2 separate regions of the Homo sapiens genome follow, and region 2 is linked to region 1. A link is an interaction called in ENCODE POLR2A ChIA-PET data of the cell type or tissue named here. Cell type or tissue: PC-9. All regions are shown on one strand.

The links. ChIA-PET counts read pairs that join two places held together with the same protein. Peaks named below come from ENCODE experiments on the same cell type or tissue, not always from the same donor. Only the 100,000 strongest peaks of a DNase experiment are listed, where the experiment ranks them.
Region 2: POLR2A ChIA-PET joins it to region 1 with 5 read pairs; 3 of 35 experiments call an interaction of 5 or more read pairs at or near these places.

Annotation. Positions count from the first base shown.
Region 1 is chr15:59,456,224-59,458,723 of GRCh38, reverse strand. It overlaps FAM81A (family with sequence similarity 81 member A), which reads right to left. Exons shown (of 9, transcript NM_152450.3): 2 at 78-174. The coding sequence starts at 97. Among named protein-coding and RNA genes, the nearest start is that of FAM81A, 19 kb to the right of the region's middle. In PC-9, no CTCF peak of the experiment used is centred here; DNase peaks (open chromatin) are centred at 1,393 and 2,373; H3K27ac peaks cover 1,150 bases.
Region 2 is chr15:59,304,077-59,306,576 of GRCh38, reverse strand. The region is part of intron 1 of MYO1E (myosin IE); the gene reads left to right. Among named protein-coding and RNA genes, the nearest start is that of MYO1E, 68 kb to the left of the region's middle. RefSeq lists a silencer at 2,184-2,360. In PC-9, no CTCF peak of the experiment used is centred here; DNase peaks (open chromatin) are centred at 956 and 2,336; H3K27ac peaks cover 2,500 bases.

The DNA of each region.
Region 1 (2,500 bases):
TAACAGCCCAAGCTTTGATTTGTAACTATCACACCCACTAGCAGCCCCCATGGGATGAGTGGAAAGGAAAAGTATACCTTAGATGCATATTTTCCATATATTATACCTTTCCTTGGTGACACGAGAAGGAAATACAGTGCTCCGTTGGGCCATTTTCTTTTTAATAATTCACATCTGTTGAAAAAATAAGCACTAAATTATTTAACAGTTTATATCTAGAACTTAACCTCAAAAGCTTATTATTAAGTTGCTAAGTGGATCATAAATTATGTTGAAACACTGATAAGTTATATTATTAAATGTTTTGTATCTTATACATGAAATAAACAGCATATGTTTCCAAATAAGAAGAAAAGCAATCAAGCAAAATCAAAGCTCTTCTGAAATTAATATTGCTAAGCCTTGCAAGACAGACCAACAGGGACTGTACAATGGAGTTTCCTGAAGTTTCCTCACTCCAAATCTGCATCTCAAGCTTGAGAAACCACTTTTAACAGAAACTAGAGTGTTTAATAGGCTTATCCAATCTTATACTTCTCTGTAGAATTTTGCAGGAAACTACCTCAGTAAATTTGATCTCAGAAAACTTTTACTACTAATTCCATGGTAAATGAAGAGCACTTATTTCTAAATTAATCTCAAATAAAACAGCACATGATCAATGTGATCTGATTTGTGGGAAGATATCTATCCACCAAGGGAGTGAGAAAGATATTCCTCATTAGAACTTGAAAACTTTATAATAAGATACAATCATTCATATTTCATCTTGCATATAAGGAACATTTGGTCCCCACAACTCATTAGAAATGTGAAAAACACTAGAGGATGTTTAAAATACTTTATTATTTAGGTTCCTCAATACTGCTATCAATTGCCTTAAAATAATGAATGCCTACTAACTATGATCTGATTCCATAATTAATTCTCATTTAGATGCTGGATTCAGAAAGCATTTCTGATTGAAATCACTGTTTTGGCGTCATCTCTCTAGTGTTTTATTTTTGGAGTTTCAAAATGTGCACATTTCATTTTCTTAGACAAAGAACTTTAAACAAATTACATTTAAGGAAAAAAAAGTCATTCATGCCAAACAAGCTATGGTGCCCAAAGAGTTCTTCAGTGTCAAAGAGAAGCATTTCTGCCATATAGACTACAGTAGCCCTCCCTCATCTGTCAGGGGTACATTCCAAGACCCCCAGTGGATGCCTGAAACCGAAGCCTATATATACTATTCTTTTCTACACATACATACTCATGATTAAGTTTAATTCATAAATTAGGCACAGTGCTCTTGCACTTTGGGGCTATTATGAAGTAAAATAAGGGTTACTTGGTCACAAGCACTGCAATACCCCAACAGTCAATCTGATAACAGAGATGGCTATTAAGTGACTCACAGGGCCAGGTATACATGGTGTGGATATGCTGGACAAGAGGATGATTCCCGTTCTGGGCAGGAGGGAGCAGGATCGCACAAGATTTCATCACACTATTTCAGAACAACACACAATTTAAAACTTATGAATTGTTTATTTCTAGAATTTTTTATTTAATATTTTTGACCATGGTTGACCTTGGATAATGTGGAAAGTGAAACCATCGATAAGGGGGGACTACCGTAAATAAAATCAGGCCAGTGTGGGAAATGCTGTTATTTAGAATCATAGAATCTTTACAGTTTTAAAGTTGTAAGACATCTCAGTTGAGATATTAATCTACAGAATAGCCTAACTTAAGAAACATGTATTTGGCATCTATTAGGTAATTAAGTAACCTAACTAGGAAAAACTAAAATCCCTTCCCTCAGCAGAAGTCATCTAAACCAACCAGAAAACAATGGGTTGTGGCTCATGCCTGTAATCCCAGCACTTTGGGAGGCCAAAGTTGGAGGATTGCTTGAGCCCAGGAGTTCAAGCCCAGAATTTCGAGGCCAGCTGGGCAACATGGCGAAATCCCATCTCTACAAAAAATACAAAAATTAGCCAGGCGTATTGATGCACACCTGTAGTCCAAGCTACTCTGGAGGCTACTCAGGAGGATCACCTGAGCCCAGGGAGGCTGAGGCTACAGTGAGCCATGATAGCGCCACTGCACTCCAGCCTGGGCAATAGAGGAGACTCTGTCTCAAATACAAACAAACAAAAACAATGGGTTAAGTGGCTAACCCTGTGAAAAAAAGCACATGGGGAGGGAAAACAGGAGAGGGGTCGATTTTTCCTGGGTAGCAGCTAGGTCAGGAAGAACTGATGAGAATGAGTAGGCTTTCCCAAAATAGGGGATGGAGAGATTGTTCCACAGCTTCTCTTCAACACTCCAACCTCTACTTCCTTTCTTCTGAACATGCTCTGGCCTGCCTAACCTGTTCTTCCGCCCTCATATTTGGCCACTCCCTACCACAATCACCTGCTCCAGTCACCGGGAACCCCCGCCCCCGCCACCCCATCCACCACCGTCCTTGGATATGTCCTGCACACTCCTGCCATCACACCTCTGTGCG
Region 2 (2,500 bases), 150 kb after region 1:
GGAGCAACCCCATGGCAATTTGCCATTTAGCTGAGGCATATATTTTCCTCCATCCACAACCTGAGTATCTCAGACGAGGATGAGGAGTGAGTGAATGAAGGAGAAATGTTAAAATATGATTACATTATAGAGTCTTTAAATGCTCATTAAAACATATATTCGTTCAGTATCTTTTATGCTTTCATTAATGTGCCCTAGGCTATTGAGAAAGAAAGAGTAAGACAAAAAGGTGAAAACTAGAAATATTCTATGTAATGGAAAAGACCATAAATATACTCATAAAACAATTAGTGAGCACAGAAATATACAATCAGGTAATCTATAATAATGTACATGTAATAATCTACAACAGATTTTTTCCCTTATTTTGGATTCTGAGAAGTGAGCACTAACATATTGCAAAGGGATTTAATTGCAAATGATTTGTGTAAACCTGGTGCCATAGAAAAACTTCTGGGGTTGAATTTAATTTTATCGCATTTAAATAGAAAAATGCCCACCTGAGAATATGCAGCTGTAATTACGAGGGAGTTTTATTGGTTGTTACTGTGGCATGTGTTTATTTCTCTCCCACTTAACATTCTGGATGGAGGGAGTTCAAGGCTGCTGTGTAGCTCTGCAGTTGTCTGGTTTTCCTGCTCTGCCATCCTTAGGGTATGGCCTTGGTCTGTCCTCATCCTTATGGGCCCCCAGTGAAGCTCTGATCAAGACCTCCTAATTTTGAATGTCCTAGAACTTGAATACACCCCTTCCACTTATGTCACACGGCCACATCTAAACTACATGGTAGGCTGGGAATGAATTTTTTATTCTGGGTAACTGTGTGTCCAATAAAAAGCCCGAGATTTTATAACTCAAGGAAAGGAAGCACAGCTCACAATTGCTGCCACAGGTCAGCCTCTGTCTGTCCATGAGCCAGTTGTTCAGATGGGAGGAAATCTGAATAGAGGAAGAGACAAGTCAGGCAAGAAAGTTGTGACTCAGGGTTTATCTCATCTGCTGGGGAGTTCAAGGGGCAGTTTAATACTGGCTGTATTTTTCGTTTCTCTAAGTAGAAGTTTCATTTAAGTTACTGTGGAATAGGCTGGGCGTGGTGGCTCATGGCTGTAATCCTAGCACTTTGGGAGGCTGAGGTGGGCGGATCACTTGAGCTCAGGAGTTCGAGACCAGCCTGGGCAACATGGCAAAACTCCATCTCTACTAAAAATACAAAAAATTAGCCGGGCATGGTGGTGTGTGCTTGTAGTCCCAACTACTCAGAAGGCCGAGGTGGGAGGATTGCTTGATCCCGGGAGGCAGAGGTTGCAGTGAGCTGAGATCATGCCACTGCCCTCCAACCTGGGCGACAGAGTGAAACCCCATCTCGATAGATAAATAAATAATAAATAAATTGTGGAATGATCTTCTTTGACATTCTGCTAGATATGAAGGCTGCTTAGAGGCAGTTGTTTGAGAAAGAAAAAAGCAAGCCCTGACCTCCAGGAACTGGTGACAGTGGACGCTATACACCACTCGTTCACAGTGTTGCTCGACGCTGGTCAGGTGCTCACAGCTCGGCCATGTTGTCTTCCTGTTGGCCATAAGCCGACTCACAGAGCACTGACCTTGGACAAGGTCATGGTGAAACCATGGTAAATAGAGACAAAGCAAAGCCACTTCATATTTTTTTCTGAGCACAGACACAAAAAAGTTTCCTGTAGGACCCATAATTTTGATTATGACAGGGTAAAGACAAGTTCCATTTTCTAGGATTTGATTTGAGCCAAGGTCAATGAATAGCTTATTTTGTAGCTTAATTGACAACAGTAAATACTTTTGCAGTCTTAGGTCCCGCTTGATCTGTACTAGGGAGGGTAATTTGAACCAAGAGCCTGATTCCCGGGCATTTCTGCCCTAACCAGATCACGGGCTAAGGATGCAACAGAGCATAGTTTCAGCAGAGCCCCCTTGAAAAAAAAGTTATGCTGAATCCATGATGCAACATCCATTTGAAATGAGGAAAAAGAAGGCAAAGATGACATGATTTATTTTGTGTCATACCTAAATAATTAGAAGAAAGCCCCTTTTTCTAGTAGCACCTATAAAAATTTCACTGGGCTTTGGAGGTCTAAAGGGAAATTCTAGCACATATTTCAGCTCCAGTTAATCCAAGGTTACCATCATCTCAGTTTTGTGAAGAGATGGAAAGAAGCCAACTGAAACAGTAGCGTAGGAACCCAGCCCTGCCTTTTGCTTTATATGTGACCTTGGCCACGTACCTGACCTTCACCTTTCTCATATAGAAAAAGAAAATAGGCGGGCCGCAGTGGCTCACGCCTGTAATCGCAGCACTGTGGGAGGCCAAGGCAGATGACTCACCTGAGGTCAGGAGTTTGAGACCAGCTTGACCAACATGGTGAAACCTCATCTCTACTAAAAATACAAAAATTAGCTAGGCGTGGCGGTGTGTGCCTGTAATCCCAGCTACTAGAGAGACTAACGCAGGAGAATCGCTTGAACC